3 separate regions of the Homo sapiens genome follow, and regions 1 and 2 are each linked to region 3. A link is a loop called in an ENCODE intact Hi-C map of the cell type or tissue named here. Cell type or tissue: A673. All regions are shown on one strand.

Region 1 (8,000 bases), 690 kb before region 3:
GAAAAAGTTCTCTGAGTTCTCAGGAATCCTCCCAAGGCTGGCTGGCTGGCTTTGAGGACTATCACACCAAAAAGTACTGCTGCCTTCCAGGTACAGACCAGGTTGGACTGGATTGGGAGTCTAATTACCAGCAGAAAATTAAAGAAAGGTAATAATTGCCCTTAAGCACTTAACAAAAGCAAATCTCACCTTGAAGGTTTGTAAATTTGTAGTGAGGACTGATTTAAGGGAGCTTGTGCTGCACTCTTTGTGTTTGATTTGCAAACCAGAATGCACACGCCTCCATATGCATAATTGGATCCTCACGGTCTCTGCCTCCATGTGACCATGCAGTAGTTTATTTATCCAGTGCTCATTCAAAGAAAAGCTGAATGGAACAAGAAAACTCCTACTTTGCGATAGGATTAGATACCATGGAGTATTCCTCCCCCGTACTCTTTCAAAGATTTTTTTTTTAAGTTTCTAAATCTGCTTGGGAAGAAAAAGTAAATTGCCAGAAGTGAGATTAGTGGGGAATATTGTTCTTAGGACAATAGTGTCTTTATGGCTTGACTGGTATGAGCTCCCCGCTTCAAAAAAATACAAGAGCTGGAGGTGTGGGGGTTCTTAATTGCCTACATCTGATCAACTGGCAGCAAAAAAAAAAAAAAAAGAAGAAGAAGAAGAAGAAAGAAATCTCATTCAGCTCTGATTTGGCCTGGATCAAGTCCACTTGCTAATCAGAGTTTAATGAGGATGCCACTGGCCCTGTTGTATTTGCCGATGCTCCCACTAAGGTCCCTGGCCTTATGTTTGTGCAGGGAGCCCTTGCATCCCGCCGCCCCACGAAGCAGGATGCGGGCTGAGATGGAAAAGTCCCGGCCCGGAGAAGTTAATTAAGTTTAGGCCCTTGGCATTCCAAGTCACCGGAACCGATGGTGGGAAGCCTCACCCACCGGCACAAAAGAGACCCACATGGAGCTCTGAATGACTGTCCCTGGCGGTGGTAGCTGGGCTTCTGCGCGCCCCACTGCCAGCTCTTAACCCCGGGAACTGTGTCCCCTCCCCTCCACTGCACAAACTGAATAGGCCTTCAGGACCGCGGAGGGCCCTGGCTCTGGCGTAGGAGGTTTTGGGAAGCGCATGGTCCAGCATCGGATGTTACAAGAGCGCGGATGCCAGGCCCTGGCAGGGATTGACAGATCTGTGAAGGCTCAGACGAAGGCCTGATTTGTTTTGTGACAGTTCCTTTGGTTTTTAACACAAATTATCATAAGCAAAAAAATTGAACTTGAGGTGAGCAAGCCACTCTTTCTTTCTTTTTTTTTTTTCAATTGTATATTCCATAATCTCTGAGTAGAGGAAACTGAGCATCTGTGTCTCCATGGGGATGCTGCGGAGAGCTGTAGGTCTTGGGTTCAAGGAGCCCCAGGGTAAGGGACTCCCCCTCCTTGCTGCCTGTTTGTGTTCCTGGCAAGCAAAGCCAGGAGGACAGTGGAAAGAATGGGAGGTTGAGAGGCTTACTGACTTGGGTTTGAGTTCCAGGCCCACCTGAATTCTTTGAGGCTCAGTGTCCCTTATGACAAATAGAAAAATCATAGTCATTGGCCAGATAACAATGTCTCGGTCAAGACAGGGCTAGTATATGACAGTGGTCCCATAAGATTAGATGGAGCTGAAAAAATCCTATCACTTAGAGACATGATAACTGTGGTAATGTCATAGCACAAGGCATTGCTCACGTGTTTATGGTGATCCTGGCAGAAACAAACCTACTGCGATGCTGGCTGTATAACAGTCGGACACATACATACATATGTGCAGTGCATACTACTTGATAATGATAATAAATGACTGTTATTCATTTGTGTATTTACAATACTATACTTTTTATTATTATTTTGGAGTGTACATCTACTGAAAAAAAAAGTTAACTGTAAAAGAGCCTCAGGCAGGTCCTTCAGAAGGTATAATAGCAGAAGGGATTGTTATTCTAGGACCAGATGGCTCCACGTGTGCTTCTGTCCCTGAAGACCTTCCAGTGGGAGAAGATGTGGAGGTGGAAGACAGTGATATTGATGATCCTGACCCTGTGTAGGCCTAGGTGTGTTTTTAGTCTTAGGTTTTAGCAAAAAAGTTTACAAAGTAAAAAGTAAAAGCTTAAAAAATAGAAAAAGCTTATAGAAAAATGATATAAAGAAAAATGTTTTTGTAAAGCTGTAAAATGTGTTTGGGTTTCAAGCTAAATGTTATCATAAAAGAGTCAAAAAGCTTAAAAAAGAAAACTTTAGGCCAGGTGCGGTGGCTCACGCTTGTAATCCCAGCACTTTGGGAGGCCGAGGCAGGTGGATCATGAGGTCAGGAGTTCAAGGCCAGCCTGGCCAAGATGGTGAAACCAAGTCTCTACTAAAAATACAAAAATTAGCTGGGCGTGGTGGCGGGCACCTGTAATCCCAGCTACTTGGGAGGCTGAGGTAGAGAATTGCTTGAACCTGGGAGGTGGAGGTTGTAGTGAGCTGAGATTGCACCACTGCACTCCAGCCTGGGCGACAGAACAAGACTTCATCTCAAAAAAAAAAAAAAAAGAAAAAAAAAACAGAAAAAGAAAAAGAAAACTTTAAAAAGTAAAACAGTTACAATAAACTAGGGTTAATTTATTATTGAAGAAAGAAATTTTAAACATAAATTTAGGGTAACCTAAGTGTCCAGTGTTTATAACATCTGCAATAATGCACAGTCATGCCCTAGGCCTTCACGTTCACCCAGCACTCACTCATGAACTCACCCAGAGCAACTTCCAGTCCTGCAAGGTCCATTCATGGCAAGTGCCCTATAAAGGTGTATTGTTAAAAAAGTAATTTTTTTTAATATTTTTTTTTTCATTTTTACAAGACAGAGTCCTGATATGTTGCCCAGGTTGGTCTCAAACTCTTGAGTGATCTGCCGGCCTTGACCTCCCAAAGTGCTGGGATTACAGGCATGAGCCCCTGCACTCAGCCCTAAAATGAAATATTTTATACTGTATTTGTACTGTACCTATTCTATGTTTAGATATGTTTAGGTACACAAATAGCTGCCATTGTGTTTCGGTTGCCTACAGTATTCAGTGTAGTACCATGCTGCCCAAGTTTGTAACCTAGGAGCATAGGCCATACCATATAGCCTAGCTGTGTAGGAGGCTATACTTTCTAGATGTGTATAAGTACGCTCTACGATGTTTACACAATGAAGAAATCACCTACAGTTGTGTTTCTCAGAATGTGTCCCTGCCGTTAGGTGACACATGACTGTACTTACCATAGTGTAAGGATTGAGATATGTGTGGACATTGTCAGGAGTGTCATTCTCAAGGTCACATGATAAGTGGGCCTGTTCCTTCCAGGCTGATGGTTCTCAAAATCTAGCCATCATTAGAATTCCCTAAAGAGCTAGTGAGCATGCGTGCTCCTGGGCTCCACCTACAGAGACTGATTCAGCAGGCCTGAGAATGTGCATTCCTAACAAGATCCAGGTGATGCTGATGCAGGTGAATTGTGGACCAGGTTTCAAGACATAACCTTAGATGATAGGGCAGTCGGGCAGGGTTCTGCAAGTACTAAGTAGTTTTATGACATCTGAAGCCACCTGCATTTACAGTATTATGGGTAGAATTTATTCTACTGGTCTATAATTATTTTTTCTTTCAGTGTCTCTCTTATTAACATTTATTGAACATTTTCTGTGTCCCAAGCATTATATTATACTAAGCCTATTACCAATATTATCTCATTTAATCCTCTCCTTTTCTCATTAAAACTTGCAACTAGCTGCATGGCTTTCTCACGCCATTCATAATAACTTAAGCTCAAACTGTTACCTTTTCAATGAGGACTTACGCTTTTTAAAATCAAATCCTCTCTTCGTTCCTCAGCACATCTTAGCCTCCTTTTCTGCTTTTTATTTCCCTTTGAAAAGTATTAATCGCTATTGAATATACTATGTATTTTATTTATTTCATTTGTTATCTGAATACCCTCAAGATTTCCTTCCTCCCTCCCTTCCTTCCTTCCTTCCTTCCTTCCTTCCTTCCTTCCTTCCTTCCTTCCTTCTTTCCTTCCTTCCTCCCTCCCTCCCTCCCTCCCTCCCTCCCTTCCTTCCTTTCTTCTGTGTTGTTTACTGGGATTTCTCTAGTCTCTACAACAGTCACTGACCCATTCTAGGTGTGCTATTAAAATGCATTAAACAAATGAAAGAACCAGCTCAGGAAGTAGATACTTCACTTTGTGGATGAAAAACAGGTTTAGGAAAGATAGGTAATTTGGTCAAGATTGCATACCAATAGGTGGACAAGAAACAACAAAAACTCAGGTATGTGTGTCTCCAAAGCCGTGCTCTCAACCCGGGGCCACCTGCCCTCACTGCCATCATGCTCTGGGCTAATTTGGGCAGGTTCCACTGGGAGCCCAGAAACCTAACATGCAGCATCCCACGGGGCTCCGAAGGCCTATTCTCTCCTGAGAGAGCAAACTGAGAGTGTAGGGTGCAGGTTGACCCGAGGTGGGGAAGATGGTCTTCTGAGAACATCACACCTCAGCCAGCCCATCGTTTTGGAACATCTGGGTGCAGCAACAGAGAATTTTACCAACACACCACTCCCTCTTTGCTGAAGAGCTGACTGAACATGTTTTTCTGCTTCACAATTTGAATTCTCCCTCCAAGAAAATCCTTTCTCCAGCCCATAGGCAAGCTCATATATCTTATTTTATAATCCCACTGCTGAAATGTCAGCTGTAAACTGTGGAAGCCCATTTGGTTTTAATGCATGAGTGGCTCAATACATATTTGAGCAAATTAGTGAACAAAACTTTTTAAATTAAACTATTTTTTTGAGATAATTGTAGATTCATGTGCAGTTGTAAGAAATAATGCAGAGATATTCCTCAAACCCTTTACCCTGTTTCTCCCAATGATGATATCTTGCATAGCTGTAGTTCAATATCACAATCAGGATATTGACATTGATGCAGTGAAAATGCAGAACATTTCCATCTCCACAAGCATCTCTCATGTCGCTCTTTTATAGACACACCTAGTTCCCTTCTATCTTCCCTGTCCATAACCTCCTGGCAATCACTCATCTGTTCTCCATTTCTATAATTTTGTCATTTCAAGCATGTTTTATAAATGGAAACATACAGTATGTAGCCTGGTAGGATTGACTTTTCTCACTTAACATAATTCTCTAAAAATTCATCCAAGATGTTGTATGGGCCAGCAGTTCATTTCTTCACTGCTGGGTAGTATTACTTCATGATGTAGTTATACTAATTGTTTAACCATTTACCTATTGAAGGACATTTAGATTGCTTCCAATGTTTGTCTATTAAGAATAAAGCAGCTATGAATATTCATGGATAGGTTTTTGTGTGAACGTGAGTTTTCATTATTCTGGGATAAATGTGCAGGTTTATAATTGCTGGGCCATATGAAAGTTGATGTTTAATGTTTTTCTAAAACCACCAAACTGTTTTCCAGAGTGGCTGCAGCATTTTGCACTCCCACCAGCAATGTATGAGTGACCTGGTTTCTCTGTATCTTCCTCGGCATTTGGTGTTGTCATAAATTTTTATTTATATCATTCACATTAGGTGTGTAGCAATATCTCACTGTGGTTTGAATTTGCATTTCCCTAGTGGCGAATGATGCGGAACAACTTTTCACTTGCTTATTTGCCATCCGTATTTCCTCCCTGGTGAAATATCTGTTTATGTTGTTTGCCCACTTTCTAATTATACTGCTTGCTTTGTTGTTATTGAGTTTTCAGAATTTTGTATACATTCTAGATACTAGTCTCTTGTGAGAGATGTGATTTGTAAATATATTCTCTCAGTCTGTATCTTGTGTTTCTTTTTTTTTTTTTTCCATTTTCTTACCGGGGATTTTCACAGAGTAAAAGTTTTTAATTTTGGTGAAGTTCAGTTTATCAATTTTTTTTCTTTTATGCATTGTGCTTTGACATCTACTGTATGAACTCTTAGCCCTCGATACTGAAGATTTCCTCCTACATTATTTCCCAAAAGTTTTACATTTTACACTTAAGTCCATAATACATCTTGTGTTAAGTTTCGTATAAGGTATAAACTTAAATCAAGTTTTATTTTTTTCATTGGTGAATGCCCAATTACTTTAGCACCATTTATTGACAAGACTATCCTTCCTCCATTAAATGAGTGGCACTTTTGTCAAAAAGTTGAGTATATTTATGTGTCTGTTTCTGGGTTCTTTATTCTATTCCGTTGATCTGTGTGTCTATCTTTCCACCAATACTACACTCTTGATTAATGTACGTTTTGATTAATATAAGTTTTGAAATCGAGGGGACTGATTCTTCTTACTTCATTCTTCTTTTTCAAAATTGTTTAACTCTTCTAGTTTCTTTTGCATTTCCATATAAATTTTAGAATAATCTCATCTGTATCTATAAAAAATCTTGGCAGTGTTTTGGTAGGAACTGCCTTAAATCTTTATTTAATTTGGGAGAATTGACATCTTTACTATGTGGAGGGTTCTAGTCCATGTCCATGTGAGATATACTATGTCTTTGATTTCTTTCATCAGTATTTTGATGTTTTAAGCATGTGAGTCCTATACATATTTTGTTAGATTTACACCTGCTTTGTTTTTTGAGCTACTGGAAATGATAGTGCTTTAAAATTTGTTACCCTGTGTTTATTCATAATGTATAGACACGCAATTAATTCCTATATATTGATCTTATATCCTGCAGCCTTGTAGAAGTCACTTATTAGTTTTAGGAATTTTTTTTGGTAACTATCTTGAGATCTTCTCTGTAGGAAAATCTGTCTGCATGTAGAGGCAATTTTATTTCTTCCTTTCCAAGCTATATGCCTTTATTTACGTTTCTTGCCTTATTGTCTTGGCTAGAACGTCCAGTACTACATTGGATTAATGATGCATGCAGATATCCTTGTCTGATTTCATTCTTGGAGGAGAAGCATTCAGTCTTTCACCATCAGGTATAATTTTGGCTGTAAGTTTTTTTTGTAGATGCTCTTTATCAAGTTCTAGAAGTTCTTCTCTATTCCTGTTTTTCTGGGAATTTTCATCATGAATGGGTATTGGATTTCATCAAATGATTTTTCTGTATCAATTGATAAGATCATGTGACTTTTTTCTTCTTTAACTTATTAATATGGTAGATCTTGTTGATTGATTTTCAAATATCAATTGGTTTTGCATATCTGAGAATAAAGCCCACTTCGTCATGGTGTATAATTATTTTTTTGTATTGCTGAATTTTATCTGCTAATATTTTGTCAAGAAGTTTTGCATCTAAATTCATAAGGGATATTGGTCTGTGTTTTCTTTTCCTTCTCCTTTTTTGTACTGCCTTATTGTCTTTATCTGGTTTTGGCACCAGGGTAATAGAAGCTTCATAAAATGAATTGGTAAGTATAACCTCCTCTTCTATTTTCTGGAAGAGATTATGTAGAATTAATGCTAGTTCTTCTTTAAACATTCTCCAATGAAACCACCTGGACCTGGAGATCTCTTTTTTGGGAATTTTTAAATTACAAAGTCAATTTCATTAGTAGTTGTAGGGCTATTCAGATTTTCCAATGATTGATTCCAATGTTGGGTGAGTTGTGAGAAATTGGTTCATGTCCTCTAAGTGTCAATTTTATGTGTGTAGAGTTGTTTGTAGTACAGAATGGGGGGTCCCTGACTTATGATGGTTTTAATGCAGGACAAGTGGGGCTCAAAGTGGGACTTAGCCCATGAGGGTTCTTGGCTTTGCCCAGGAAATAATTCAAAGGCAAGCCAGAGGTAGAAGAAAACAGCTTTATTGAAGTGGCAGTGTTACTGCACTGATGGTGTTACAGCTCCGTGACTGCTCCTGCAGAGCAGGGCTACCCAGTAGGCAGAAAGTAGCAGCTCAGGACAGTCTTGCAGTCGTATCTATACCCACTTTTAATTGCATGCAGATTGAGGGATAGTTTATTAAGAAATTTCTAGGGAAG
Region 2 (8,000 bases), 850 kb before region 3:
CAAAGTCAGACAATTTAATGGACTCCAAATGCTGTGGCTTGTACTTTCAATATCTGTTGCATGAGAAGACACAAAATGACACAAAGGTACAGTAAATTCAGTGATTCTTTCAGGAATGTATATCTTATTGGTAACAAGCATTGATGAAATGAGCATGGCATAGTATTTATTTTGTCTGAATAGGATACTTGGTGCACCTGTGGATTCTGGGTGCCATGCATGACCTCTGGGGCCCCTCAGGGGTCTCTCTTTTTGGAAACACAGCCATCAACTCTATCTGGGAAGCAATTATGCTGGGAAGACATTACATTGATGTGTACAATGAGTGAAATCTACTCAGCTCACTGGCTGTGTCACCTTAGGCAAATGATGTCATTGTGTATAAAATGGGACTAAAAACTTACTTCTTAGGATTGTTGTGAGGATTAAATGAGACAAGCCAAAGAAGGTCTGCATGACCTAAGGATCATTGTCCTCTGGAAAAAAACAAGTTTATTAATCTTGTGGGCAGCTTCCAGGAGGTCAGGACATCAAGTTAATCAATTATTAGTGAGTTAGTGACTACCTCTACTGTAAGTAATCATGCATGGAAGGAGGAAAGGACAAAGACAAAGGAAATTAAGTAAAGCAAACATCTTATGATTTTTATAATATAGGCTCAGTTACAGAAGTTTTCAACTAAACAATTGGGTGTGGTGTATCCAGATACTGCCAGCATGTTATTTCAAAAGATGGTCATTAACCCCTTATTCCCAGTCCCTCTCTGCTGAGTTATGGAAATCAAACTCCACCCACTCCCACATTGTTCCCAATGTATTTCTGAAAGCCTCTCAGGTTGCTGTCACCATGTGACACTTTGTGTGTGTATGGCTACCTCTAAAATTTTTGCTTAGAACAGTAACTGGCTCATGGTAAGCACTATGTGACATTAGCTATCATCATCAGCAACCTTAACACGTGGTTGGATCAAGTTCCTCATATTCCTTGTTACAGCCTCCTTGGCATGTGCTCCATGTCTCTCCCATGGCACTTTTGCTAATGGGCAGTGGGCCTTGCTCTAGCTGATGTTATCACCATCCCCTGAGCTGGAGGCGCAGGCACCGCAGTCCTGCTTACCATTGCATCTCAAGTGGGGCGTTTTCTGTTCCCTATACTTCATCCCCAAAAAATGAAAGCCAGGCCACAACTTTTGATAGGTCCTTATTAAGACCCAGGAGTCAATGAAGAGACAAACAACAGAGAAATGGTTTGTGTAGCTCTTAGTAGTGGTTCTGCTCCAACCCCAGGGACCCAGATTCTCCTTAGGGTCTTTTATGGCTGCCTACCCCTTGGGAATATCTGAGCAAGACTAAGACAGAGCAATATGTTTCCCTCGGTCAAGAAAGCAAGAAAGCCCCTGAGCCACAACTCCGACTCAAGTCTATGTAACAATTTACATTTCCAAGTCAAGGCTTTGCCTCCTGTTCTAAAAGAACCAATTTTTCCCAAGTCCAGGCTGCATTTTCTGTTCTAAAAGAGCCAAATTTTATCGGTGGGGTCTTCCACACACTCCGATAAGAATCTTTGTGAGTATCCTCGATTTACATTAGTGACCAAAGGACACATTTTGGTGTTCCTAAAGCAAAGCAAAATGTTTGCCTGGAAGGCGAATTCAATCTTCCTTTGAGAAGACAGAAAATTGCTTTTATTTTTATTTTATTTATTTATTTGTCTGTTTTTGAGAAGGAGTTTCACTCTGTCACCCAGGCTGGACTGCAGTAGTGCAATCTTGGCTCACTGCAACCTCTGCATCCCAGTTCAAGCGATTCTCCTGCCTCAGCCTCCCGAGTAGCTGGGATCACAGGCCCTCTAATTTTTTGTATCTTTTAGTAGAGACGGGGTTTCACCATGTTGGCCAGGCTGGTCTCGAGTTCCTGGTCTCAAGTGATCAGCCAGCCTCAGCCTCCCAAAGTGCTGGGATTACAGGCAAGAGCCACTGCACCTGGCCAGAAAACAGCTTTTAAATGTAAGATTTTCTTGGCACTATCTAATACCTTCTCTTCATGTCCACTACAAGCTTTAGGCATTCATTTCTCAAGCATAAGGACCATGTTAATACTTTATATACTTCAAAGAGATGATCATACTGTCTCCTTAATGCAGGTATACCTCAGGATTGACCTTGTCATGCTGCAGTGACAAACATCTCCAAAATGTTAGTGGCCTAAACCATAAAGATTTGTTTGTTACTTACATCACATGTCCAGCACAGACTGTGCTCGTGGCATTCTCTCACAGGTCCAGGTGGGCCGAGCCACCATGAATTTCAGGCCACTGCCCCAAAGGGAATAAAGAACTCTAAGTCTTGCAACAATCAAATGTCCTGTCCTGGAAGTGACACATGTCATTTCTGCTCTCTACTCATCAACCAAAACTAGTCACATGGCCCCACTCAGCCGCACGGGCACCAGGAAGTGCAATTTCCCTCAGAGCACGGGAGAGATGACATATTTGGTGAACAGCACCAAGGACCACAACATTCTGAGTAAATATTTAGTGACTAACTTTACTTTCTCTCCTCAGAGAAATCTCATGGATCTTCTTTACTTCCAGTTGGATTCTCTTTTATTTCTCTTCTTAAGGACTTAGACATTAAAAAACAAAACAAAACAAAAAAACAAGTAGGATCAATCACTTAGTACCAAGAATGCATTTTATTTTTCAGTCTACTCTTCTCTTTGTCTTTATTTTCCTCGCATTGCTTCTCTCACTCCTGGGCTTCTGACCCTTTCTGTCTCTCTAGCTTTGACAATACTCTGAAAACTTGAGCCTGGGGACTTACATGGCTCTTGGAGAACTTGGCTCAGCTCCCTTTCTGGGTCCTGCCTTGTGTCAGACCTTTTCTCTCCCAAATATTCATGCTTCAGTATTCCAGATTCCCAAGCATTCCCGAGAGAGCCTCAGTCATCTGTCCCTCCTCTCCTGAACTTTCAGCCCCAGAACCTTTTGGCATATAAAGAGAATCGTGTGGCAAAAATTACAACCCTAGTTAGAGTTAATTCCTTCTTTTGGTGAAAAAAAAAAAGATTTCATGAAGGAAGAAGTTTTGCTGCAAGATGGTTTTAGTTACTTCCTATATTTTATCTGTTTAGCTTTAAGGTCCTTGCTGTCCAGTATTATAACTATTGTGATGGTTCAGGCTAAAGCTGCAGTAGTACGTGTTATTACTCAGGTATTATGAAGAAGAGCTGTACAAAAGTAGCTTCTTCCAAGCGAAAAAGTTGTGCATTTTTAAAATTAAAAAGATGCAGTTTTTATAATTAAACCTTTAAAACATTTAGGTGTAGGCCGGGTGTAGTGGCTCATGCCTGTAATCCCGGCACTTTGGGAGGCCAAGATGGGTGAATTGCTTGAGTGCGGGACTTCGAGACTAGTCTGGGCAAGAAGATGAAACCATATCTCTACAAAATACAAAATAATTAGCTGGGTGTGGTGGTGTGTGCCTGTAGTCCCAGCTACTCAGGAGGCTGAGATGGCAGGATCACTTGTGCCCAGGAGGTTGAGGCTGCAGTGAGCTGTGATGCTGCCACTGCACTGCAGCCTGGATGACGGATTGAGACCCAGTCTCAAACCAACAACAACAAAAACTTTGGTGTATATTTAACATACTTAAACTTTCTCATAATGAGATAATTCACTCTGAGGTAAAACAGATATGTTTATCCCAACATGGGTACAGTCTTGTTTTTAAGTCAGTCCTTTTTTTAGAGCCATCTCTAGACATATACACAGCTATAGAAATGTCTTTGCAACAGAAAAATGCAATGGAAAATAAACCAGACCATGCACAGCATTAAAAGCAAATGATGTGATATATTGTAGGGCAGGCAGTTTTACACACTTCTGTTAGGTCAGGCTGATTTTCTAGTCTAAGATAAAAATCCAAACATGCTAAGCCAATGTATGTGGATTTCTATACAAAACATATGTGAATAATATTATCTTTTGCAGAGATTATGGGTAGGCCTTTTCTTGTAAATATAATCATCTGGGATTATGGTTCAATTCCTGGCACTGTCAGTGAGGTTTAGGAGTTTTCCAAGGACTGAAAGCTTTTGATTTTTCTATGCTATAGCTCCATTTTGACAGAGAATGACAGTGTATGAAGAAAACTGAGTCTTCCCCCTCACCTCCCACCAGGTGCAAGAGGCTCCTGTAACAAGATCAGCCTAGAAGTTCCTTCCCAGAGAAAGCAAAATGATCAAAAAAGGAGAAGTTGGGAACAAAATTTGACTAGACTAGGCCCTTTAAGTTTATTTCCATTCCACAAGGTGGCAGTAAATACATTCCTAAGGCTATCTGCTTGGGAGAAGAATGAAATGGCAAAGTATTATTTAGTCTCTGTGCTGGGAGAACTGATGCTGCTGAAACCAGAGTAAACACATTTAAGGATCAATCGAGCATCATTCATGAGAATTTCCTTCTCCAAACCCCTTCCTTAACTCTCAGGAAGGAAATGACAATGGGACCTTGAACTGGAGACCCCAGAACCTGCTTTTTCTCTACTACAATCTTGAGGTTTTATTAAAATTAGATAATAAGCAAGCCATCCTGTTAGCTGTCAAGGCTGAAAATACAATCAACTGAAAGATAAGTTGGACAAAAAGAAATTCAGAAACAGTGTCCTTACAGCAAATGGCCATAGAATGGCCCAGTGACAATAATATTAGTTTACTTAGATGTTTACCTTTAAAGATAAATTCATTGATAATTTGGAGACAGCATATTAGAGTAGTTAGATTAGAACATCTTCAAATGTCAATCTTTTGGTTTCTGTATGCTATGATTTGAATGTCTCCTCCAAAATTCATGTTGAAATGTAATCTCCAATGTGGTAGTATTGAGAGGTGTGGCCTTTAGGTGGTGCCTGGATTTATTCATGGATCAATGAGCTGTCATTAAAGTGGGAATGGTAGCTTAGTAAGAAGAGGAAGAGAGATGGGAGCTAGCATGCTCAGCCCCCTCACGATGTGATGCCCTGTGCAGCCTCGGGCCTCTGCAAAGAGTCCTCACTGATTCCCTGCCCCCAGGAGGCAGGGAAACTCTGGGCAGAAGAGGGTGGGGCCCTTGCGGGGGACCCACCCTCAAGCCGAAAAGCCTGAAACTGCTGCCCAAAGGTAGAACTTACATCCTTGTTTTCCTGCTCAAATGTTGCCATTTCCAAAACCACCCAAGGCCTGCCCTGCCCCTTATCCTGTGCCTATAAAAACCCCAGAACTCAGGTGGCAGAGAGGAGAAGCAGCTGGACATCGGAGACTATGGCTGGACATTGGAGAGAAGTGGTTTGACTTCAGAGGGACAGCTTGACAGTGAAGAATTCGGCCAGAGATAGCTGGACTTCAGGGGAAGATGATCTTTCCGCCTCATCCCCCTTTCAGCTCCCCTTCCTGCTGAGAGACACTTTAATCGGCAATAAAATCCCCCATGTTTACCATCCTTCAATTCGTTTGTGTGACCTCATTTCTCCTGGATGCTGGACAACAGCTTGGGTGCCACGAGTGTGGATGCAAAAGGCTGTCACACTAACCCTTTACCCTCTCTAGCAGAAGGCAGCCACCTCAAATGAAAAGGCAGAGGATCCATTGAGCTTTCAACACTTAAGCTGTGCGCTGAGGGCAAAGCTAAAAGAGCACTGTAACACTCCCTCTGGGGCTTCAGGGGTCATAGGCGCTCCCCCAGACACTGCTGTGGGGCCGTTACAGAGTTCACTCCTGCTGGTCCCCAAAAGCACTCGCCTTGGCTCCTGCACCTGTTCACCTGTGTGCTCCTTCCCTTGAGAGGTGAAGCGTAGTGGGTCTGAGTGAGTGGAGTTCGCCCCTGCTGGCCTCTCTCTCATGTGCCCTCTCCCGTGAGGAGTTGAGAGCTGCAGGCTGAGTGAATGAGGCATCCCCTTTTGAGTGCTGTGAAGGGGTCAGGGAAATATCCTGCTTCACCATCAGCAGAGAGGCTCTCTCCTGATGAGACCCGTCAACCTTGGATTTCTCAGCCTCTATAACTAAGAAATAAATTCTTTTTCTTCAAAAATTATCCAGTTTCAGTTATCTTGTTATAAGCAACAGAAAATGGACTGAGACCATATACATAGCCTGGATAAGCAGAATCAGAGTCATGATTTCATAGCATTTTTGTTTTTTACTCCTTTAATGCTAGAACTAGAGGAACATGCAAGATTTAGGTTAGATACAAAGAAGTTTCTAAACATGGGACTTGAAGTTCCTTTTCTGCAGGCCTAACCAAATTAGATTATTTTGTATGAATTATTTAGGGCTCTCCTAATCCAATGTCTGAGTCCACATCTCTCCGTTGAAGTGATCAGATACTTGGAAGCACATGTTGACCACGCAACACAAATGTCAACAGACATTGATTGAGCTCCCACATTTCAGTTTGGGTCCTGAAATTCAAGGATGAGAAAAACACATTGTCTGCCCTCAAGGAACGAAAGTCCCTTCTCCATCTCCTTCCAAAAGTTGGCTGGTAACCTTATTTGTGACCTCTGTTTCCATAAAACATTTGAGAGTATGGTTGGTGAAGAACTGAAGTTTTAGTTGGATCCCTGAATAGGCATTAAGCTGTGTAGCTAGTGCCTTGCTAAGATCTTTTCAGGACCATTGCTTGCCTGGTAAAATAAGAGTTTCCACTAATTTTCCTTGGCAGGGACTACAAAGTAGGGTTTATTTTCTAACCATAGGATGATCCATAGCTAATAAATAGTACCCTCTTGGAAGAACGCAAGAAAATGTATTCTATTATTGAATGTAATTTGTTATTATATATTATTTAATATAATTATATTATTTGAGAATCTTCTTTCTTTCTTTTTTCTTTTTTTTTTTTTGAGACAGGGTCTCACTCTGTCACCAGGCTGGAGTGCAGTGGCACCATCTCGGCTCACTGCAGCCTCCACCTTCTGGGTTCAAGTGACTCTCCTGCCTCAGACACCCAGACAGCTGGGATTACAGGAGTGCGCCATCAAGCCCAGCTGATTTTTGTATTTTTAGTAGAGACGGGGTTTCGCTATGTTGGCCAGGCTGGTCTCAAACTCCTGAGCTCAAGTGATCTGCCCACCTCAGCCTCCCAAAGTGCTGGGATTACAGGCATGAGCCACTGCTCCAGCCAAGAATCTTCTTTCTGATGAGCGCAGTCTGCACCTCATAATGACTGTCTCAAGGTGTAAGGCAAGCACAAACACTATTGACTCTGTTTTACAGATCAGGAAAATGAGGCAACGACAAATTCATTCATCTATTCTTAGGGAAAGAGTTGATAATGGGCAACTGCAGCCTGCAGGCGTCTGACCATATGCCATATCTTCTGCACAGAGTCTCTGTTGGACTAGACAGTATTTTTTGCACATTAGGAAAAGGTGCATCCCTTGCATGAATGCAGCCCTCTGTATGGGTAGCTACATTAGCAACAGGAGCGTGGGTTGGATTTTAGTCCCCAGTCACTTGCCTGGTTGGGTCCTCTTGTGCAGTCACGACTTGCAACTTGTACAACTTTGGGCCCTTCCTGTCTTTTTCTTTGTTATTACTTCACACTTGAGAATCAGCTTCTCAAAAGGTTTGGTGAGAAAAATTGAGCATTGGTGATGCCAGGCATATGGCAGATGCTTAATAAGTGTTTGCTCAATGAATGAATTAGGACAGGTGTCCCATCATATGTGCCTGGTCACCCTGCACTACTGCATCACTGTAGCCATGCAGCTCCCCACAGAGGTCAGGGGTTAGGCACCGTTCTCATCTGAGTGCCTCTTTTTCTTGAGTATTATATTTCCTTAGAAGTAATTACTCCCAACCCTTGTGTGAGGAATAACCACTTTTCATTTCTGTGAAGCTGACCACACACCTATGTATAGGTGGGGCACCCTTCAAGGGAGCTGGGAAGAGGAAATTCCCAACAGCTATCCTCCTTCCACGCCAACTAGGATTCCGGGGAGAGGAGTGTGGTGGAGGCAGCCA
Region 3 (8,000 bases):
AGGCAATGGCCAGCACTATACACAGCAATGGCCAGCTCTGTGAATGAGCCCTTTGGGACATTTTAACCCAATCAAGCCCCAAAATTACTGCAGCCACAGCCAAAATCATGTGTAGCAGAAGCTTCTTCCAAATGAGCTCAATCAACTTGTAGAACTGGGAAAGATAATAAAATGGTTGTTGTTTTAAGCTGTTAAATTTTAGGGTGGTTTGTTACTAGCATTAGACAGCTGAAATACAAATCCTGTGCAAATCTCCAGCGATAAAGCAGTTGTGTGCATTTGATCCCAAAGGGCATCATTTTAAGCTCATTTGCATCATATAATTGTTTAATTCTTCCTGAGATATAATTGCAAATTATCCAAGTCATGCTTGCAAGTGAATCAAGAAGAAAAAAATCTTAATTTTATTAACTACTGATTTACCCACATCAATCTGATTTACACACCAACCTTTATTTTGATGCTTCCTTGGATGGAAAAATAAATAAATAAAAATAAAGCCCAAGGTCAAAACAGTCAAATAGAAACTAGTAAGTATTTCTTGAGTTACTGCTTCCTACTATCATGGACACTTTGCATGGTGGTGAAAATAGAAGAATCTTTGCCCTCAAAGTTCTCACCATATGACAGATAAGAACAGGCCAGGCTTCAGAGGCTGGCAACTTGACTTTGCCATCACATTGCCTCTCATACACCAGTCTCCATACTCTGAGCACCCACTAGCTAGCTAATTAGCAGTGACTGCTGTCTATTTCCAGGAACATCTATGTGAGTCCTTAGGATTGTATACAGAGACAACCCGAGTGCCCCCCGGCCCTTTCTAGGGTCTCTCTTGCTCAGATTATGAGCGAATGGGAGCCAAGGGATGATTTCAGGGGGAGCTCTGCAGACCCAGTGTTCCAGGTCTTCCATGCCCACCAGCCCTCTGCCCTGGTGCCTGCCACCACTGTCCTGGCCTTCGACTCCAGTCCACGCTGCTAGACTCTCCTGTAGAAGTCAGGCATGGTGGCTCATGCCTGTAATCCCAGCACTTTTGGAGGCTGAGGAGGGTGGATTGCTTGAGCTCAGGAATTCGAGACAAGCCTGGGCAACATGGTGAGACCACATCTCTACTAAAAATACAAAAAATTAGCTGGTGTGGTGGTGCATGCCTGTGGTCCCAGCTACCCTGGAGGCTGAGGTGGGAGGATGGTTTAAGACCAAGGTGCAGTGAACCGAGATCACACCACTGGATTTCAGCCTGGGTCACAGAGCGAGACCTTGTCACACAAAAAAAAGAATCTCCTGCAGACTTCTAACCTTCACGTGCTGTGGGCCTGTGTCCACACCTCCACTTATTTCTCCCAGGCAGCTTGGCCTCTGTCAACCCTTATGTCCACCTTTCAAAGAAAGGTCCCACAGCCCTTTCATTTGGATCCCTTGGAACTCCAATCTTTCCTTTATGCCCCAGGACCTGTCCTCCGCTAAGAGTCACAGCACTCTCAAGTGAGGCTGCAGGACTAGGAGGAGGTGATGTTGGGGTGCCCTGCCCTGGGGGAGGCACAGCCCCACACCGAAGCACACCCATGCTCCCCTCCTTCACCCAGATCCCTGCTGCTTCACCTGCTACACCCACCACTCTTCAGAGGTCCTATTGCTATCTGACATTGTCTTGGGTATTTACCCATTCTAGTTTTTATTGCCTGTCCCCTCTCATGCCCCGTGGAAATGGCGATTGCTTGTCTATTTGTTGTCAGGTATCTCCAACGCATCATGTGGCACATAGTAGATGTTCAATTAGTATAGTCATCCTTTGCTTAAAGATGGTGATACATTCCAAGAAGTGTGTTGCAAGGCAATTTCATCATTGTGTGAACGTCATAGCATGTACTTATGCAAACCTAGATGGCACGGCCTACCACACACCTAGGTTATATGGTACAGTTTATTCCTTCTAGGCTACAAACCTGTACTGCAGGTGACTATGCAGAATACTGTAGGAAACTATAACACGATGGAAGGTATTCATGTATCTAAACATATCTAAGCATAGGAAGGGTATAGTAAAAAATGTGGCATGAAAGATTTTTAAAAAGTGGTACACCTGTATAAGGCAGGCCTGCCTATGAAAACCTTGTGGGACCACCATCATATATTCAGTCCATCATCAACCGAAATGTCCTTAAGGGGCACATGACTGTATATGTTTAATCAATTACTATTTATTCCTCCTTTGTGGTGGATTTTCTTTCAGGAATTCAATGGTTTTATCCTACAGACCATCAGGGGCTCTCTATGCCTATATAGTCTTCCCAGTCTAGTGTAAACCAAGGGAAGTGTCAGGGAATCTTAGTGTCCCTTGACATGCTGGGGCTCCCAGGGCACTCCATGAATAAATAGAAAGCGGTTGTGTCCAGGATATGCAGAGGACTCTGGGGAAAGTATGAATCATCAGGCCCTGATAGTTTGAAAGTGACCTTTCACACCCTGCCAAGACACTGCATTACCGAAGAAGAGGTAATTGATGGCACAAAGCAATAGATGGTGCCCGATAGAATGGATTACAAGAGGATAGACCATAAACCTCAGCCATGATGCCTAACAAGGAATGTTCTCAGAACTCTGTAGGCCCAATCTCAGAACAAGTGAATTAGAATATCTAAATCAAAGGCTAAAATGCGCTTAGAAAATGCTTGCCAAGTGAAATGACATGATTCACTTCGGGTTAAGAACTATTGGCCTAGGCCGGGCATGGTGGCTCACGCCTGTAATCTCAGCACTTTGGGAGGCCAAGGCGGGTGGATCACTTGAGGTCAAGAGTTCGAGACCAGCCTGGCCCGCATGGTGAAACCCCATCTTTACTTAAAATACAAAATTTAGCCAGGTATAGTGGCACATGCCTGTAATCCCAGCTACTTGGGAGGTTGAGGCAGGAGATTGCTTGAACCCTGGAGGTGGAAGTTGCAAAAAAAAAAAAAAAAAGGAAAAAAACTACTGACCTAAAGAAATAAAAATTCCTTTTTGATTAGAAGGGGCTAATATTGTTTTGGTGTAGGTACTGGATTGGCAAGAAGGCTGTCCTGCATAAATTCATGTCTTTACAATAGGCTCCTATTAAAATGCACCAGCTTCTCCCAGTCTCCTTGCCTTTATCTTCTAAGGAGGTTATAATGCAAAACCAAACATCAACCAATCTTAGTTTGGTCAAGTCAGGAAAGAAACAGCAGGAGAGAAATAATACAGAGGCTGCATTATTTGCTTTCCAAGTTATTATCCAAACTATGAAATATTTGCATTTTGGGGACTAATAAAAATAACATAATAAAATGAAGATAATATCTTTAATGCTATCATCTTCCAATAGCTTTGTTATTGAGAAATACTGGTGTGTTTTTCTATTTGCATTTCCAAGTATATACTCACTCAATCTGCCAGAAGCATCCATTTGCCTCTAAGAGGATTTAGAATAATTACATCAGGAATGCACAAAAGGAGTTGATTTTTCTGCTTTGACTACACAAATTGTATTTTTGTGTCTCTAGAAATAGGATCGTTTTGACAATTCTGAAGAATCTAAGTGAAGCTTGGCAATACTGATTCTGCTGCTTTGCTGTAAGTCATAGGATAGAAAGAATGCAAGATGTGCCGGGCATGGTGGCTCATGCCTGTAATCCCAGCAATTTGGGAGGCCAAGGCAGGCAGATCATGAGGTCAGGAGTTCAAGACCAGCCTGGCCAATATGGTGAAACCCCGTATCTACTAAAAATATAAAAATTAGCTGGGCGTGGTGGCGCACACATGTAATCTCAGCTTCTCAGGAGGGTGAGGCAGAAGAATCACTTGAACCCAGGAGGCTGAGGTTGCAGTGAGCCAAGACTGTGCCACTGCACTCCAGCCTGGGCAACAGAGCGAGACTCCATCTCAAAAAAAAAAAAGAAAGAAAGAATGCAAGATGTGATGAAAGGAAAACTTCTGATATACAGAAAGGAGAAGAACCTTCCTCTTCTAGCCCAGATGGAACATGGGAGGGAAGAGAGAAAAACAGAGTGAAGAGGTTGGTTGCCAATGTCTTTGATATCTATCCCTTTCTGCGACCTTAGGGTAAACTTGGAAACTCCCAAGCCTGTCTTTGGGAAGTGGGTCTTTGGTATACCCTCACATCCAACATGGCAGGACTAGCAATGGTGAATAAGATATCTACGTAGACATCCTGAGAAAATGTTACTGGTGCCCCAGAGCCTATGCATGGTCTGCAGAAGATCCACAAACGTGTCCTCAAAGGTTCTGAGATTAGCTGTGCTGACCAAAGATCACAAAGCTATGGGGTCTGTGGAACATGGGGACTCATGACCCCTACCTGACATGCAGCCAGAAGGGACCAGCTGCACACAACAAGCTCCATGCAGAGACCCATAGAAGGCCCAGCCCATCTGCAACTAGCAGATGAAGGACTGGTGCTCAGGGACACAGTATCTCCTCCCACCACCCCAAGGTTATGTCACTTCTTTCATGCAGCCAGATGCCATCTAGCGGGGTGAGGAAAACAGCAAGAAATCTGAAATACTGAGATAGTTGAGAAACAGGCTCTCTCTCTCTCTCCTGGGTTTTTCTCCACCCCCAGCACATGAAAGAATTGTAAGGAAATTTAGATGATTGATAATAAACTATAAAATATAAAATCTGGATTATCATTATATATTTTATGGTGATGGGTAGATTTCCATACTCGCCACAATTACTAGCCTTTCCTAAATTAGGACATTTTCTGGAATGTTCTTCTAATAAAAACTAAGTCATTATCATTATACTTAGATTTTATAACCAAGAATTCCAAAGTCATATTACCAGTCTACTACGCTTTCCCAATGAATCCATCCTGTAAGTCTAATTTCTAAATACACTTGTTGTCCACAAGGTGGCCCTAGAAGCAATAGAATACAGTTCACCTCCAGAGCAGCCCGACCGCTAAAAGGACTCAATCCTTTTTGTTTTCCCATTTATGAGCAATTAACGGAGTGAGAACAGAAAAAAAAAGAGCACAATTAAACATTGTACTAATAAACTGATAACGCGTCTTCAGTGTTTGTTTTTACCAAACAGAGCAGAACTATGAATCATGCGGCCGCGGAACTGCACACCTTGGCTGTGTATGGCACCGAGGCACCTTGCGTTACCTCCGAGGATGTCTGCCAATTTTTTAAACATGCAAAACCATAGTGTCAGTAAAAGAAAAGTTCCCAGAAGACTCGCAATTGTGCAAATGGGGGGGGAAAAAAAACAAACAGGCATCAGCCATCACAAAATTCCAGATTGCCAGATTCCTTGATTGTGGCTTTTAAGCAAAACACAGCCAGCTGCCTGTATTTAACGTTAATTGTTAAGCTCCAAGTCTCAGCCAATCATTTTACTTCTGAGCTGGCGCTGTAACAGCAACACAAATATGAAACTCTCTCCCTGACCCAGTTTAGTGTGGGGGGGAGGGGGGAAGGAGACAATGAATAATTAATTCTGGGATTTGGTCAGCTTTCCTGTGAAGAACACATCGCTAGCTTCCTAAAGCAAAACAACATCTGTGCCTGAAAACTTCTCTTGCGTCTTCAAGATGAGCTGATGGTGTGTTTATAAACCCCGTAAAAATCCACCTCTTATCTCTTCTCCCCACCAAAGAGCCATGTTCGCACTTTAAGGAGTGAGTCTTCTGTTTATGATTGGCTAGAGGGGTGGCCACCTTTCTCATGTGGTCCTCTGCTGAGAACTCACTCGGCTGATGATTTCCCTGTTCTTGACCCTTTGTGTGATTTGAAGGTTTCTCGCTCCTCCCAGATTGCTAACAGCGCCAAGTATCTAGTCTCCTATTTTTCCTCGGGGGATGGATACCTTAGCCTCCTTTCTCGGTCTGGAATGCAAAGAACGCAGCTTCATTTGAGTGAATGGAGAATTCTTTGTAGGCAGAAACGATCTCTCACTCCTCTCTCATATTCCTGTTCAATCTTTCTATCTCATAAACCATAAACGACAGGCAGATGTCTAAAAAAGCATCTGGTTTTTAGAATCCCCCCAGTCACCGGACCTGGGGGGAGGTGTCCTCCTCCAGAGCACACCGAGCAATCTCCCGCAACCAATCTGACTTTTTGAGTCTGGCTTTGAGGTCTTGTTGCCAGAAAAGGGAGTCCTGAATCCAGACCCCAAGAGGGTTCTTGGATCTCACGCAGGAAACAATGTAAGGCGGGTCGCAGAGTGCAGTGAGAAGAGAGAGTTGATTGAAAGATACGCAGTTACAGAGTAGGGATCCTCAGAAAGCAAGAGGAGGAACGCTTCATCTTTGTTTTGTTTTTCTTACATGGGGGTCTTTTCTATGCAAAAGATAAGCTATGTCTCTGTGCAGGTGGGCTGACAGCATGGCAAAATTGCTTATTTTTTGCTGACTCAAAGAAAACTCTCCTAGTCATATAGTGTGTAAATACATCAAATCATACGTGTAATTACCTTAGAAGCATGCATTGTTATGGATATTGGGACATCTGGACATTCCATTGTCATAGGAGTGTGTCCTTGCAGGTATCATCAAGCTGTTTTCTGAACTGTAAACATCTTAGGGCTGTGGGTTGTGACCAGCAAGGAATGTGCCTTATTAGTGTCAAGATGGAGCTGAACTTCAAATGACGTGACTCTGACTCTCCTATGCTCTTGTTTCCCTAACAGTCTGACAAGGTTAACCTTCAAGGACTGCATCAGGAATTGGTCACAGTGCTTAGCAACAGGTTCTCTTCACTCTTGTCATTTACATATAGACGACAGCTAATATTCAAATCCGTGTAGGCAAACCCACAGTTGATTAAATTAAATCTCTTCTCTAGCTTGATTTGCATAACTTGAAATAATCAGAATAGAGAGTGAATGCATAATTGAAAAGAGAAAATACGTACTGCAGCTATTTGAAACTAGATGTCGTTGAATTAAGCTTGTAAATTCTGATAGTACTGAATGTACAACTGTTCTAGGCTAACTTTACATTTGAAATGTTAAGAAATGTGAGTTGTGAACTGGAAAGTTAATTAACAAACAAAATCTTAGAATATTGCACTTTGTTATGGCAGCCCTAGAAATAAACAAAATTTAAGAGAAAAAAGAAATTTTTTGACTAACAATAACAACATTTTAAGTTGTTTTTTTTTTTTTTTTTTTGAGACGGAGTTTTGCCCAGGCTAGAGAGCAGTGGCGCAATCTCCACTCACTGCAACCTCCGCCTTCCGGTTTCAAGCAAGTCTCCTGCCTCAGCCTCCAAAGTCACTGGGATTACAGGCACCCGCCACCACGCCCAGCTAATTTTTTTGTATTTTTAGTAGAGACCAGGTTTCACCATGTTGGTCAGGCTGGTCTCAAACTGCTGACCTTGTGATCCACCCACCTGGGTCTCCCAAAGTGCTGGGATTACAGGCATGAGCCACCATGCCCGGCCCCAACATTTTAAATTTTTTAAGAGAAAAACTGTCGAGCAAATGACCTGAATAGTTTGCTGGCACTATTTTACAAGAAAACAGAAGCAGTTCCTGCATACCATGTTCTATTCTAACTCTTGCAAGGAAAAGAATTTAGCCAGTGTTTCCTTTATTTTAGAGCAAAATCTACTCACTGTAAGATCTTCCCCATTACTGCACCCAGACTCCCAGTTCTCTTTCTTTATGGCCCATATAGGACCCTCACACCTCCACCCACTACCCGCATTGCCTTTATGAAAAAGCAGACCCTGATCTGGCTGGGCTCAGTGGCTCACGCCTGTAATCCCAGCACTTTGGAAGGCCAAGGCAGCCAGATCAGGAGGCCAAGAGAGCGAGACTACCCTGGCCAACATGGTGAAACCTCCACTAAAAATACAAAAATTAGCCGGGCATGGTGGCTCAAGCCTGTAGTCCAAGCTCCTCGGGAGGCTGAGGCAGGAGAATCGCTTGAACCCAGGAGGCAGAGGTTGCAGTGAGCCGAGATTGTGCCACTGCCTGCCAGCCTAGTGACAGAGCAAGATT

What was found. Hi-C counts contacts between places; a loop is a spot of excess contacts. Peaks named below come from ENCODE experiments on the same cell type or tissue, not always from the same donor. Only the 100,000 strongest peaks of a DNase experiment are listed, where the experiment ranks them.
Region 1: it touches region 3 in a loop (4-fold over the local background); 27 of 110 quality-filtered maps call a loop at or near these places.
Region 2: it touches region 3 in a loop (4-fold over the local background); 93 of 110 quality-filtered maps call a loop at or near these places.

What each region holds. Positions count from the first base shown.
Region 1 is chr9:86,644,502-86,652,501 of GRCh38, forward strand. No RefSeq gene overlaps it. Among named protein-coding and RNA genes, the nearest start is that of LINC02834, 60 kb to the right of the region's middle. In A673, no CTCF peak of the experiment used is centred here; DNase peaks (open chromatin) are centred at 3,840, 4,180, 4,460, 5,640 and 1 weaker place; H3K27ac peaks cover 7,725 bases.
Region 2 is chr9:86,483,133-86,491,132 of GRCh38, forward strand. All of the region lies in intron 1 of LOC102724080 (a long non-coding RNA gene), which reads left to right. Among named protein-coding and RNA genes, the nearest start is that of TUT7, 130 kb to the left of the region's middle. In A673, a CTCF peak has its summit at 4,308 (motif pointing right); a DNase peak (open chromatin) is centred at 4,339; H3K27ac peaks cover 3,888 bases.
Region 3 is chr9:87,332,143-87,340,142 of GRCh38, forward strand. No RefSeq gene overlaps it. Among named protein-coding and RNA genes, the nearest start is that of DAPK1, 160 kb to the right of the region's middle. RefSeq lists a silencer at 4,326-4,495. In A673, CTCF peaks have their summits at 4,533 and 4,883 (motif pointing right); DNase peaks (open chromatin) are centred at 4,479, 4,919, 5,419 and 5,789; H3K4me3 peaks cover 1,510 bases; H3K27ac peaks cover 5,809 bases.